Linked DNA regions of Homo sapiens: region 2 is linked to region 1. Evidence: chromatin contacts called from ENCODE POLR2A ChIA-PET data. All regions are on one chromosome and are shown on one strand. The core of a region is the stretch at or near the end of the contact, and the rest is flanking DNA. Distances in the headings are between cores, read along the strand shown. Region 1 overlaps LOC124904488 (a long non-coding RNA gene). Region 2 holds the start of LINC00260 (long intergenic non-protein coding RNA 260).

Region 1 (7,616 bases), core at 4,584-7,083:
TCATTTTTAACTGTTAACACCTAATCCACATCATATTTTCAGTAGAACTGAAAAATGCTCACATTACAAGACCATTTGTGGGTGTATGAAATAGTTAATATTTTTGATTTATTACATTTTCACTTGGCTTTTATTGGCCCTCCTCCCCTCTGCATTTGCTGTCAGGGCTTTATGTGCCATGAACTTGTATGAACTCAAGACATAATCACATCCTGGGCAGTGGGAGGGTGCCACGCCTCAGTCAGCCTCAGAAACCACCCCCCTAACCCGCCCCCAGTAACCCTGAGGCGGTAACAGACAAAGGCTTCCACCAGCCAGGGTGGTCTTACCCTCAGCACGCTAATGCAGGAGGGTGCCTAGTGGGCACACCGGGAGTCACAGCTTGGGCCACAGGATATCCCCCCAGTCCAGAGCCATCACTGACTCCAGAGCCCAGGCAGGTGGCTCTCACACAGGGCAGGCTTAGTTCTCTGGTGATTACATGTGGGATGACTCTACGCTTAATCAGGGTGGTTAGAGCCTACAGAGAACAGAGTTGGACCATGCAGGACTGATATCTGCATAGATCTGGAAGATTCTGCCACCAGTGATCTGCCATGGGGTTTTTCTCATCTATAAGAGTGTATGCCCTGGCTCCAATCCCAGCCCTGCCCCATCCTAGCTGAGTGACCTTGGGCACGCCACTCTGATTCTCTGAGTTTCTGTTTCCTCTGTCAAGTGTGCTGGAAAGTGCGGCATTGGAAAGGCTGATGTGATAAAGGAGATAACATGGGCGAAGCTCCTGACACATGCCTGAAACCTAGTGTGGGTTCAACAAGCATGAATTCTCTCTCACCCTCACCCCAGCCCCAGATAAATGACCAGCATGTTGTGGCCACAGCCCAGCTAGGCGCTTCCCACCCACCATCACCACTCCTTACCTGTTCCACAGACACCCAAACAGATTCAGTTCGCCCCTCAGCACCAGCAGGCACAGGGGAGTGGGGAGGACGCTGGGTGATGGTGGAGGGGGCAGAAAAGGGAATCCTCCCTGGTGTGAGGAGGAGAATTGGTGGTGTACCCAGCAGAGGCAGCCCCAGCTATGCCCCAGCTGGAAAAAACCGCCAGCTGGCCTCCGTGGAGGGAAGCCCAGGGTGGTGCCATTCCCCTCTCCATCCCCCCTTCCCTGCCACCAGACAGAGGCAGGGTGTTTGTGGGTTGAGTTCTCTCTATGACTCTGGAGCCCTGGGGACCTCACCTGCCTGGCTGAAAAGGTCCCGATGCCCCACTCTGCACCTGTCCTGGGGCCCTGGAGGCTGGTGTTTCCAACAATAGCTTCCAGCCCTGATTAAAATGCTGCAGCAGGGAGCATCAATAACCATTGGCAGCTGAGCCTCTAATAAGTATAATAATCACCATTAGGGAAAAGAGTAGGGGAGTGAGTGGGGCTGGTAATACAGTGATTATATTAATCTGCCTCCAGCCCAATCTGCATCCCTCTGCTCTTGGCATGCCCTCCTGGAGCCCGGCAGGAGGCACGGCGGCCAGCCAGAGCAGCCGGCCTGGCTTCACCCTGCCCCCAGCCTCTGGAGCTCCGCGGCCCCCACGCCCACTCCTTTCACCGACCTGAATAAAAGCTCCCTGCCTGGATGGGAGGAGACAAAGGGAATATTAGGAAGGTGGGTAGGGAAAGAGAGAGGCGTGAGGAACTCTGTGCATGGAGACGAGCGGACAACTGCTGAGCCTGAGTCTGGGGTTTGGAGTTCAGGTTTTGAGAGTGTCTCACTTCCTGAGCAGCATGGGGCTGGTAATTTATTGAATCTCATTTAATAGAAATGTACATCATGCTTACCATGTGCCAGGCATTGCTTAAAGCATTTTGCTGCTATCAACTCACTGAATCCTCATAATAGCCAACAAGGTAGATGTTATCCTCACTTTGCAGATGAGGAAACTGAGTCGCAGAGTTGGTTAAGTAACGTACCCAATGTGATGAAACCTTAAGTGGTAGATCCAGGACTTGAACCAGGTGGCCCAACTTTACTGTCTGTGCACTTCATCCCTTTCTATGCGGCTTCTATACCTCCACGGCTGGCACGTAGTAGACACTCAATAAACAATATTGACTGCTGGTGCACTAGGTGCCCCAAGGTCCTCCTCATGCCCTCACTCCCAGACCCTGCCAATTATGATATTTAGCACTATCCTGTTCCCCTTCGTATGTAAACCCCCATCCCAGAGTCTGAGAATGTTTCAAAATGCGTTTCTAACAAGCACTGGCAAGCGTGGAAGCGTCCTGGGTCTGTGGCAGAGCACCTCTTGTTCCTTCTTCTCCACTTTGTCTAGGTCTTGAATACGGACCAGGCCGTCCTCATGGCTGTGGGAACATGACACCAACCCAGAGGCCCTCTAGAGTGCTTTTTCTGGTGACATCCTTGCCTAGCCCTTCCATGTGTCTGATCTACTCTAAAAAGCCTAAAACTAAGTGAGCTGGTCTACTCAGCCACCGCCTTTCAGAGGAGGAGTTCGTTTGTCTCCAGAGGAGGAGTTTTATGAGGACGATATTAAGGTATTCATTAGAAATGGCCATGCAAGGCCGGGCGCGGTGGCTCACGCCTGTAATCCCAGCACTTTGGGAGGCCGAAGTAGGCAGATCACGAGGTCAGGAGATCGAGACCATCCTGGCTAACACAGTGAAACCCCGTCTCTACTAAAAATACAAACAAATTAGCCGAATGTGATGGCGGGCGCCTGTAGTCCCAGCTACTCAAGAGGCTGAGGCAGGAGAATCGCTTGAACCTGGGAGGCGGGGGTTGCAGTGAGTTGAGATCACGCCACTGCACTCCAGCCTGGGCAACAGAGACAGACTCCGTCTCAAAAAACAAACAAACAAACAAAAACAACTTCCTGCGCTCTTCTCCCCTAGGCCCAAGCAACCGCCATTCTACCTCCTGCCTCTGTGAATTTGACTACTCTGGGTACCTCATAAATTTGAGGAAGTGGCTCTATCATGATTTAGTTAACTGTTCTCTTAGGATTGATTACACAGATTGTTTCTGATTTTTCCTTATTATCAGTAATGTGGCAACAAATATATTTGTGCAACCAGTTTCTTTGTGTGGTTAGGATTATTCCCTTGGGATTGTCAGAATCAAGAATTACTGAGAAAAAAATAACCTGAACATGTTTAGGTTTTTGATGCATATTATCAGTTAGCTATCCTAAAGGATTTTAGTGGTTTATGTATTGCACCTGAAGCATTATATTAGCAATGTATAAACTTGCCTGTTTCTCTGTAAACTTACCACCACTGGCTTGTAAAAAAATGCATTGCTAATTTTTTAGGCAAAAATCGATACATCATTGTTAGACTAAAAATTTGTTGTGGCAACTGGAGTTTAGTGGAAAGAGTGCGGAACTTGGAGTCAGATCTATTTTTGGAAGTTGAGTATAGAGCAAAATGTCCCCGGAACTGAAAGGAGAACAAATAGCCACTCTTTTGAGCAGTTAGGCCCTAAGTGGGCTGGAAGAATGAAAGGAAAGGGAAGGAAAAGAGACTGATCTTTGTATACTGGGCACTGCCTTAGGAGATGGGAAGTTAAAGTCAGTAAGGCAGTCCCTTGATCTGTTCACAACTGAATAGATTGTGAAAAACAAACAAACAAATACGCCATTTTACAGATGAGAAAACTGAGGATGGGAGCTATAAAATAACTTTTGCAAGATCATACAATTCATCAGTAATGATATGAACTGCTAACAGCAATATATAGACTGCTAACCCCTAGCTAGACACTGTGCTAAGTACTTCATAAAGATCATCTCATTTGCTCATTACCTCCCCAAATCCCCATGAAGCTGGTCCTATTTGTTCCCATTGTATAGACTTCCCAGCATCACAGAACCCAAAGCACACTTGGGCAGCCTGCCTCTGCAATTTGATGCCAAGGCCTGTATGCACACCCTATCGTCTCTCACAGCACTGGACACCCCATTGCAGACAACACGGGGGCTCCTAAATGCCTCCCTCTGTTTGCTCCAGGCTGTTTCCTCTTCTGGAGACACCCTTCCCTATCCCCCACCCTTTTTTGGACTTGGCTAACCCATTCATAAGGATCAGCTCAGAATCAGCCCTGCCCCCTGCACCCCTGCCTCACCACATGCATGCCGTAGGTGTCCCTCTTACATGCTTTAGTGGGTAGACCTATTGCAGCACTTGTCCCACTATAGTGTCATTGCGTATGTGCCTGTCTCCCCAGGGAGATGCCTTTCAGATTATAGGCTGTGTTTTTATCCCAGTATTCCTTTACCTTAGCACTCCTGGCACACAATAGGCCTCAACAGGTGTTTGTGAATGAATGCTGTCTGTCATTCAAGCCCAGATTTGACCCATTCCAGAGACCGAGACTGAGGAATTTCCAGCAAAGCCGAATAAGGCAGAGTGGGAGGATGCACCGAAGCTGGAGCCCTGGGATCTTCTCCTGGGGATAACTCTGCAATCTCTTGAGCCAGCCTGAGATTTTCCATTCTCCACACCTTCACCTTGAGACCAATAGGACTTCTCATAAAGAACCTGGGGTGCTCAGGAGGGAGACTCTATGGAGGCACAGAACCTTCAGCCTGGTGGGAGGGCAGTAAATTAAATTTCTCTGCTAACAAGCTCATCCCGGAACAGCCTCCCCTACAGACTGGTCCTCTGGGAATAGAGACCTGGCTGTTTTCTTTTTCTGCTGTCATAGCCAGTTGCTGGCTGAAAGTGCAGGAGGCCCAGGAAGCTGCTGGCACACAAGAGGAAAGAGAATGGGGCTTGGGGATGGGGGTGAGGGGTTCAAATGCTGCCTAGAACCTGCCACTGGCAGGTTCTCCAGGGAGGCTGGGGAAGCCTTCTAGACCACAGACCACCAGGCCCAGGGCGTGAGATTCTAACTTCCCTCAGAAATGGGCCCACACAGGCCAGGTACACTGGCCCACACTTGTAATTCCAGCACTCTGGGAGGCTGAGGTGGGAGGATCACTTGAACCGAGGAGGTGGAGGCTGCAGTGAGCCAAGGTCATATCACTTGTACTCCAGCCTGGGCGACAAAGTGAGACCCTGTCCCTAAAGCAAACAAACAAACCAAAACCTGTCAGTGACTTACTGTTTGATATCCTGGTCATCATTATGGGAAGAAACAGAATTCTTGGTGTTCCTTACTCTAATTTATCTCTGGTTTAACTTTATGTTATGGGGATGTGGGGGCAGTGAGGAAAGCACCAGTGTCTTTTTACGGCCCAGGACATCCTAAGTACCTTACCCCAGTCCTGGCAAGCTTGCAGGACATGCTAAAGATGGGAGCCTTTAGTTGGCATCGCTTACTTGGCCTGGGATGAAGTCTTGACCTCCCATCTGGAGCTAAATGTCCAAGCCAAGGGGCATCTGGGGGTGGGACTGCCCTTTGCCCAGCCACGGCCTTGTGGGCTGATGGCAGACAGTCATGTTCTTATGAGCCACTTCCCCCAATGGCTGACATTTCATCTTTGGAGAGGAAAGCTACCAGAGTCAAAGAGGGAGGCGGGTAAGAGAGGACTAGGCTATACCTTGCACGATTAGTCTTTCATAAGTAGTGTTTAAGGATCAGGATGAAAAATTAAAAAAGCAAAAAACAAAACCAGCAAGCCAATTCCTCTCAAGAAACTTCCCTGAAAGAAAAGGGAGGAAATCAATATTTAATTCAGACTTCATTGATTTGCAGTTTGGGTACCACACTCAGCACTCGATTCTGTCCCGGTTTCCCAGTAAGAGATTATGGAGTCCCTGGCAAAGGATACTAAAGGGCCTGAGGGAAAGGCAGCGCCAGGGAAGAGAAGCCGGGAACTTTGTCTTGAGTCAACTTTCCCCAGCTGCTCCCTGCCCCAGTGTGGGGCACCTCCCCTCCCTGAGGGCTTCGCTGAGCTGGGAGGGATGAACCAGGCCTTCCTTGGCCCACTCCCCTGCCTCTGAGAAGAGCAGCAGCCAAACCCCCCCTCAAAGAGCTGTGTGCACTTGACACAAACGTGCACTCTCTCTCTCTCACACACACACACACACACACACACTCACACACCACTCCTCCACTCACATACCACACCTACAGACACTCACATAAGCTCACACAACACACACACTCTCACACACACTTGCACACCACTCCTACACTCACATACCCACCTAGACACACTCACATAAACTCACACACCAAACTCCCCCCCCACACACTCTCACACACCACTCCTACACTCACATACCACACCTACACACACTCACATAAGCTCACACACCACACACTCACACACTCACACACCACTCCTACACTCACATACCCACCTAGACACACTCACATTAGCTCACACACCACACACACTCACATTAGCTCACACACCACATACACTCACATTAGCTTACACAGCACACACACTCACATAAGCTCACACACCACACACTACATTAGCTCACACACCACACACACTCACATTAGCTCACACACCACACACACTCACATAAGCTCACACACCACACACTACATTAGCTCACACACCACACACTCACATTAGCTTATACAGCACACGCACGGCACACACACTCCCACACACACACCCTCTTACGTACATTCACATACACTCCATACCACATACACTACACACACATACACCACACACACACACACACAAAATGCCCTAACTTTACTTAACTAGCCTAAAAAAAAACCCCTAATTTTTCAAAGATACAAACTGAAGTATCTAGGAATGAAAAATCATACCTGTAACTTACTCTAAAATACTTTGGAAAATAAAAGACCAAAAAAACTTAGCCAGGAAACTTCAAAAGTTCACAGTTCTTTTCTTTTTCATTCCTCAGGCCTTCTAGCTAATCTAAGCTATCTAAAGTCTAGTCTAGGCTGCGCGCAGTGGCCAGACCTGTAACCCCAGCACTTTGGGAGGCCGAGGCGGGCGGATCACTTGAGCCCAGGAACTGGAGACCAGCCTGGATAATGTGGCGAAAGCCCTACAAAAAATACAAAAATTAGCCAGGCATGGTGGTGCATGCCTGTAATCCCAGCTACTTGTGGGGGCTGAGGCAGGAGGATTTCTTGAACCCGGGAGGTCGTGGCTGCCGTGAGCTGAGATCATGCCATGGCACTCCAGCCTGGGTGACAAGGGAGACCCTATTAAAAAAAAAAAAAAAAAAAAGTCTAGCCTAAATCCATGTTGTTGCAAATGAAGCATGTGCCATTCTGTTCCAACACTGGATGGCAGAGAAACTGGCTGCTCACCCCCCCACCCCACCCCCACCCCAATACCCAAACAGATGGGAAGGCAGTGACTAAATGCTGGAAGAAAAATTGAATATCCCCACGAACACATGGCCAAGCTATCAATCAGCCACTCATCAAATTCTGTGGCAGAGCCGCCCTGCTGGTGAGAGGGGCATGTAGGGTGGGACAGTAATGACAGAAATATGGAGAAGTATGATTTGAGCACCTCAGCCTTCTCTGTCAGCATGCAGTCTACGTGGGGAAATAAGCTCAGAGCACCCAGGATCAGAGAGCTCCAAGTCAGCAATAAATGGCCTAGTGGGTCAGACCATGATTTTTTAAAAAATTAATTAAAATAAACAACAC
Region 2 (7,817 bases), core at 4,379-6,878, 200 kb after region 1:
TCACTGCAAACTCTGCCTCCTGGGTTCAAGCAATTTCTCCTGCCTCAGCCTCCCAAGTAGCTGGGATTACAGGCAACCACCACCGCACCTGGCTAATTTTTGTATTTTTACTAGAGACGGAGTTTCACCTTGTTGGCTAGGCTGGTCTGGAACTCCTGACCTCGTGATCTGCCTGCCTTGGCCTCCCAAAGTGCTGGGATTACAGGTGTGAGCCACCGCACCTGGCCCAGCTCTTGTTGCCCAGGCTGGAGTGCAATGGTGCAATCTTGGCTCACTGCAACCTCCACCCTCCAGGTTCAAGCAATTCTCCTGCCTCAGCCTCCCAAGTAGCTGGGATTACAGGCACCCACCACCGCGCCCAGCTAATTTTTTGTATTTTTAGTAGAGACAGGGTTTCACCATGTTGGCTAGGCTGGTCTCAAACTCCTGATCTCAGGTGATCCACCCGCCATGGCCTCCGAAAGTGCTAGGATTACAGGCCTGAGCCACCGTGCCCAGCCTCAGCTCTCCTTTTTATAAGCTGAATCATCTTGGGCAAGTTACATAACCAATCTGTGTCTCAGTGTCTTCAGCTTAGGAAAACAAGGTCATTGTTAATTAGTGAATCAGTTACTATACAGTAATGAATAATGTCTTATTCCTTATAAATAATCAAATTTTAAACTATTACGATTATAATAGTATCATTAAGTCTAATAGTTTCACTTCTTCCTTAATACCACTTTACAAACCTCCCTCATCCTCAGCTCTGGCCTGGGCTATACCTCTCTTTACAGACCCCAGGTCTCTGCAGATAATCCCTTAGTGTCCAGCCACCCAGGTAATGGACACTTTGCCCTAACTGGCCTCAAAGAGCCATTTCTGGAGCTGCAGGCCTTCTCCCCTAAACCTGCTAGTTATTTATTTCATACCTAGATGCCTCCCTGAATAATTTCTTTTTCTTTTCTTTTCTTTTCTTTTTTTTTTTTTTTTTTTTTTAAGAGATGGGGGTCTCAGGCCAGGCGCAGTGGCTCACACCTATAATCCCAACACTTTGGGAGGCTGAGTCGAGCAGATCACCTGAGGTCAGGAGTTCGAGACCAGCCTGGCCAACATGGTGAAACCCTGTCTCTACTAAAAATACAAAAAAAAAAAAAAAAAATTGGCCGGGCATGGTGACACATGCCTGTAATCCCAGCTACTTGGGAGGCTGAAGCAGAATTGCTTGAACCCGGGAGGCGGAGTGCAATGAGCTGAGATCACGGCACTGCACTCCAGCCTGGATGACAAGAGTGAGACTCTATGTCGAAAAACAAAAAATAAAGAGATTGGGGTCTCACTATGTTGCCAGGCTGATCTCAAAGTCCTGGGCTCAAGCAATCCTCCTGCCTCGGCCTCCCGAAGTGCTGGGATTACAGGCATGAACCGCTGCACCCAGCCCTCCCTAATTAATGTCTGACCCAATTCCCTCCACCCTGTTCTGTTTGGTGAAGATTTCTTTTTTTTTTTTTTTACCAATGGGTTCCTAAAGCAGTTTTATGCTTTGGTAAAGCTTGGTTGTTAAACCTGTTGTTTGAAACTCTGTTCTGGCTCTTGCCTCACATGTGGCCATGTGGCCTTGCTGCCAGACAGCAGCCTTCCTTCTGTATCACAACAGCTTTTTCCACATTCAGAGGCAGAGCTCTGGCATTCTTCCCATTTCAAAACCCTTGACTCCATATCAGATTGCCCATACAGTCCCTCTTCCCCACATGAGCCCTGGCTACTCCTTATCTTGTCCGGAAAGAACTGACTGACAGGTGCTGAGCTCACCGGGAAATTTATTTCAAATTTCAAACCCTATGTACTGCTCCTTGTCTTCTGATAATACTCATGTGACCCCTCTTCTATGGACTGTCCCATCCACTTCCTCACCTCAAGCCCAAGAAAACTTTTGGTATCCTTTCACAAGAGTTTGTAACACAGAAACTACTTTGCATGTGGCAACTAAGAAAGGGGTCATTCATTTCCAATACCCTTCTCAACCCCTTGCCTATACATAGGCAATATCACCATCTTCTCCCCAAACTCTTTTCCCCCAGGTCCTGGTCTCTGTTTCTTCCTACTGCGTACCATGCTGTATAGTTCTGTTAACCTTAAAAGACAGATTGCAAAATGGAACAGAAGAAATGAGACAGAAAGAGGAAAATGAAGTATATGACCAGGCAGATGGCTGGTCAATTACTAGAATAGAAGCTCTCTTTTGTGTGTGTCCATAAATACAGAAAACCTTCCTAAAAGCCTGACCGCTGGTGGGCACTTGGAGAATGCTTGCCTGGATGGATTGGTGCTTCTGCCCACTGCTCTTCCAGTGGGAAGGGTGGTAGGGCAAAGAGTAACCTGCCCAAGGGCCTGGCTCATGTAAGTTGACTGACAGCTCTTCTCACGCTGATTCTGACGTCTTCCTCTTCGCTGCGCTTGTTTTCAGTTCATCTCCGCAATACCTACCCGATCCCTGAAGTTCCTGAAGGAGGCTGGGCATGGCACCACCAAAGAGGAGATCACCAAGGATGCCGAGGGACTGGATGAGATTGACCATGCTGAGATGGAGCTGCGCCGAGGCCAGATCCTCTGGTTCCGGGGCCTGAACCGTATCCAGACTCAGGTACTCTGATAGTGGTCTGTCCTTCCCTTGGGAGAAGCAGCTTCCCATCTTGGAAGGTGTTGGGAGGGTAGCAGTTCTTGTCGGCCAGCATCTCTTCCCTTCCAAAGGCTCACTACTGATGGGCAGCCCTAGATCCTCAGCTTCAGGACAGACACGCAAAAGGATCTGTGTGGGGTCCTCTGAGAGGAGAGGAGTCAAATGACCTAGACCATGGGACACTATTAGCATAGTCCTTTAGCTCTGGGTTGACCCTAAAGCCCAGCCTGCCACCCTCTATCAAATGGGCAAGCTTCAGCATAAGGTCTCTTGCAAGCACTAGACCTGACCCCAGGGTGGGAAATGCTCAGTTTTTCCCTACCCTTCAGAAGGAAGGAGTTAGACAATATCAATATGCCAACATACCCAGCATTCACTTAATATAGCTTCCTCACACTGCCATTATAGGAATAGATGCTATCTGGAAGGGTCTTTGTAAAAGAAACTCACCTTGTTATATCTCCCCCATTCAAAGTGTAAGGCCATGGTGGGGAATCTGATGGTTTCATGTGTAAAAATGACAATAGTCTCTTGATGTCTGAGCATCTTTTGCAGGATTCAGACTTGCTTCCTGACAAGGAGGAAGCAATAATTTCTTCAAGCCTCTTCCCTTCTTGCAATTTCTGAAATGGGATAGAAGCCACCCCTGCTGCTCTTATGTCCCCTGTCTATAGCCCCACAATAACTTTTATTTTTTCCACTTTCCATGCATCAATTGTAACTACTTTCTCCTGGGTGAATGCGCTGATCTAAGCATTGATAATTCTGTCTTCCCCTGCTCTCACCCCCCATAGCTTTATTGTTTTAATCCTGAGATTTTCCATTTCAAAAACACTGTAAATTCCAAGATCTCAAGGGTGGTCTCCAGAAAACAGGCGTATTTCTCTCTGCTGATTGGCTAGAGATCTTCAAAATAAGTTTCACTGTCTAAAACTGGCCTTGCAAATGTTTTAGAAAGTTCCCCAGTCGGCCAGGCATGGTGGCTCACGCCTGTAATCCCAGCACTTTGGGAGGCCAAGGTGGGTGGATCACCTGAGGTCGGGAGTTCAAGACCAGCCTGACCAACATGGAGAAACCGCGTCTCTACTAAAAATCCAAAATTAGCCGGGCGTAGTGGCACATGCCTGTAATCCCAGCTACTCGGGAGGCTGAGGCAGAAGAATTACTTGAACCCGGGAGGCAGAGGTTGTAGTGAGCTGAGATTGCGCCATTGCACTCCAGCCTGGCCAACGAGAGCTAAACTCTGTCTCACAAAAAAAAAAAGACTGGGCGCGGTGGTTCTCACCTGTAATCCAGCACTTTGGGAGGCCAAGGCAGGTGGATCCCCTGCCTTAGGTGAAACCCCGTCTCTACTAAAAATACAAGCCAGGCATGGTGGCACATGCCTGTAGTCCCAGCTACTTGGGAGGCTGAGGCAGGAAAATCGCTTGAACCCAGGAGGCGGAGGTTGCAGTGAGCTGAGACCACACCATTGCACTCCAGCCTGGGTGACAGATTGAGAGTTGTCTCAAAAAAAAAAGAGAAAGAAAAGAAGTTCCCCAGTCAATCCCACCTCGTTAGTGTATAGGAGAGATAGATGGAGTGAATATTCTAAACTATATACCTGGTAGGAACTTATCCCCTATAGGCAAGACAACAAATAGAAAAGTGGAAAAGAGGCCGGGTGCGGTGGCTCACGCCTGTAATCCCAGCACTTTGGGAGGCCGAGGCTGGCAGATCATAAAGTCAGGAGTTCGAGACCAGCCTGGCCAACATAGTGAAACCTTGGCTCTGCCAAAAATACAAAAATTAGCTGGACGTGGTGGTGGGCGCCTGTAATCCCAGCTACTCTGGAGGCTGAGGCAGGAGAATCGCTTGAACCCGGAAGGCTGAGGTTGCAGTGAGCTGAGATCGCGCCATTACACACCAGCCTGGGCAACAAGGCAAGACTCTGTCTCAAAAAAAAAAAAAAAAAAGAAGAAGAAAAGTGGATTGCAGACTCACTATGCACCTGACTGTACTTCCAGGCAGGTGCTTTTTCTGTCTGCCAGAGAAACATTCCAGGGTGCTGTGGCTGCCTCACCTATCCAGGGCGATGCAGCTCCCTGGGGACACAGGTGCTTCCTGGGGAGCCCTGAGCACTTCTCCGTGTTGCTGGCCTCACATCCAATTGGGCAGGCATTGGAGTCCGGGCACTGCCTGGAGCTCACCAGAAGGTGCTTTACAGTGGTCCTTGGTTTGTCTCTCAGAGGGCTTGGTCCCCTCTGCTGTGAGGCTGGACTGCAGCTGTGGTGGCAAGTGACCAGATGTCACTGAGCAGCCTGACCATGGTCTAGGTGGTGCTTGGATGCATCCACTTGGCTTCCTTTGGTCATTGAGTTTCAAGAAGAGAAACTCCAGGAGACGGCTTGGCCAGGATCAGGCAAAAACAATCATGCCGAAAAAGTGGCAGAAAAGCTTGAAGGTCTCTCAGTGAAGGAGGAGACCAAGGAGGATGCTGAGGAGAAACAATAAATCGTCTTATTTTATTTCCTTTTCCTCTCTTTCCTTTCCTTTTTTTAAAAAAAAATTTACCCTGCCCCTCTTTTTTGGTTTGTTTTTATTCTTTTGTTTTTACAAGGGATGTTATATGAAGAGCTGAATTAAAAAAAAAAAAAAGAAGAAAAAGAAAAGTGGAAAAGGGCTAGGTAGGGAAACGCTAGGGTTCCTTTTCCCTCTCTCAAGTTCCTCCTCTCAGAAAGAAAATTTCCAGCGGGACCTACACAAAGTGCCTCGTGGCATCCAGGCATCCAGAATCCCCACGCTCACTCCCTACCCCACCCCACACTCCAGGCTGCTGACTCCAAGTACCCATAGAACCTGGCGCCTTTGGCTCCCATCTCTAAAGCCCCCAGTGCTTTCCTTTGGGTCTGCTCTTTCCAAAATAACCTGTCTTTGCTTTGTTTTTCTTCAGGATCAACCACTTCTACTATGTGATTTCTTTTCTCCTAGCCAAGATTCCCTCAGTCCAGTACCTCCTTGCTCCTTTCCAGTCTTCTGTCCTGGGAGGCTGAGATTTATGGGTCTTCCTTGCCCTCCACTACCAATTTCTATTTCCTTGACTATGCCCCTCTCTACAAGGTCTTTTTGGTTTCACTGCCTACATAGCTTTAGGTATACTACCTTTCCGCATTGTTGGAGCATGAGGCAGTTGGGCCAAAATGGCATTAAAGCCTAAAGTGAGGCATGTTCAAGATGCCACAGTGACCAAATTCACGCCATCCAGGATGCACCTGACTCTGGAAGCTGATGAGGCTAATGATGCTAACGTGTATCCTGGATCCCTGAGGTCCGCTCCCAACATCAGCCCTTCAGCCTCAGCTGGGTTCTAACAAAACCCCCTGCCACCTCCACGTTGATCTTTGTTGTCATTCTCATCGCAGTGCTTTGGTATGGGAGGTGTTAGAAAACTTAGAGACTAGAATTGTGGAGGTTGGGACCTTGTAACTCCAATAAGCACTGAAGAAGGTGTCTCTACAGTCCCTTCTTCCATGGAGCTGGAACCCCCGCACCCACCCCAAGTGTAAACCCTCTCCTCCTGCAGGTTCAAGCTCCTCAGTCCCAGGGAACTAAAACTGAATAATGTGAGGAAGCAGTGATGTTTCTGCTCAAACTGTGATCTGGATCCAGAAACTAGCCCTAAACAGCTCATGGCTTCTCAGGAAGCTTTATAAAAGGACTGTCTCACTCACATTCTGCCTACTTTCCCATCTTCCCTCCTGGGAAAATGAAGTCCAGTTAATGGAATCAGCACCTTTCCTTCATTCCTGGTAGATTAACCCTTGGCATTAAGCAGATAGATATTTCTAAGATTATTCTACCAGATTCATGAAGGCTAAAGGGAATTCCTTTTGATTTTGTCCTTGTTACTTAGGGGTCAGGGATAAGGATGGTAGAGTTGATTGAGGCCCTAGATCAGGACCATTGTCAGAAAATGAATGGCATGGCCGGGCGCGGTGGCTCACACCTTAATCCCAGCACTTTGGGAGGCTGAGGAAGGCAAATCACAAGGTCAGGAGTTCGAGACCAGCCTGGCCAGCATGGTGAAACTCTGTCTCTACTAAAAATAAAAAAATTAGCTGGGCATGGTGGCAGGTACGTGTAGTCCCTGCTACTCAGGAGGCTGAGGCAGGAGAATGGCTTGAACCCAGCAGATGGAGGTTGCAGTGAGCCAAGATCGTGCCATTGCACTCCAGCCTGGGTGACAGAGCGAGACTCTGTCTCAAAAAAAAAAAAAAAAAAAAAGGAAGGAGGGAGGAAGGAAGGAAGGAAGCTGGGCACAGTGGCTCACGCCTGTAATCCCAGCACTTTGGGAGGCCAAGACCGGCGGATCACGAGGTCAGGAGATTGAGACCATCCTGGCTAACACAGTGAAACCCTGTCACTACTTAAAATATAAAAAATTAGCCAGCCTGGTGGCGGGTGCCTGTAGTCCCAGCTACTCAGGAGGCTGAGGCAGGAGAATGGCGTGAACCCGGGAGGCGGAGCTTGCAGTGAGCCGAGATCGCACCTTGCACTCCAGCCTGGGTGTCAAAAAAAAAAAAAAAAAAAGGAAGGAAGGAAGAAAATGAATGGCATTAATTGCCTCTGTCTCTGAGGAACAGGGCACTGAAAACCAGAGGCTACTTGTGTAAGCCTCGACCTGTAGCTGTTTCAACCACCACCAACCAAAACCTCTTCCTCCCCCTCCCTCAGTCTAATTGCCGAGTTACTGTCAGCATTTCTGCCAGACATTTCAGATCTCTAATGCATTAATGCACTTAGTAGCATTCTCGATAGTGGGCTTGGCCACTGGGTTCTTGAGCTCCATTCTCAGGGAGCCTACCTACTTCAGCCCAGGGAAGGGATAGCTCAGACAAGATACCCAGAGGAGGATGAGCCCAGCAACTCATGGCCCAGGGGTCTTTCCATCATGGCCATTTGTATATTGGCTACTAAATGGCCCCTGTTTTTTATTTAAACACATGAGTTATTTTCCTGGAAAATCCGCAAAAATACGTAGTCGGTTTAATTGATTTAGAGGTTCCTGAGCCTTCAAATTCAGTAATACATAATTTGCCTTCAGAATCTTCAATTGTTTGCCTTATTTTTAAGAGTACAGGTAAAAAGGGGCCTGTAGGTGGAGGTTGCAGTGAACCGA

What was found. ChIA-PET counts read pairs that join two places held with the same protein, here RNA polymerase II (POLR2A).
Region 2: POLR2A ChIA-PET joins it to region 1 with 12 read pairs in WTC11. The contact joins the promoter of LINC00260 here to the enhancer-like site in region 1. POLR2A ChIA-PET finds 5 or more read pairs at or near these places in 5 of 52 experiments (BJ, HEK293, WTC11 and 2 more).

What each region holds. Positions count from the first base shown.
Region 1 is chr1:203,520,903-203,528,518 of GRCh38, forward strand. The region is part of intron 2 of LOC124904488 (a long non-coding RNA gene); the gene reads left to right. Among named protein-coding and RNA genes, the nearest start is that of OPTC, 31 kb to the left of the region's middle. RefSeq lists an enhancer at 1,243-2,073. Within about 2 kb of position 5,834, at least 3 of the 41 ENCODE cell types and tissues checked have a DNase peak (open chromatin) inside an H3K27ac peak, as active enhancers do.
Region 2 is chr1:203,724,949-203,732,765 of GRCh38, forward strand. It overlaps LINC00260 (long intergenic non-protein coding RNA 260), which reads left to right and starts at 5,629. Exons shown (of 1, transcript NR_046213.1): 1 at 5,629-6,905. It overlaps ATP2B4 (ATPase plasma membrane Ca2+ transporting 4), which reads left to right. Exons shown (of 21, transcript NM_001684.5): 20 at 2,447-2,623. SNORA77 (small nucleolar RNA, H/ACA box 77) reads left to right here and starts at 4,633; the gene lies at 4,633-4,757.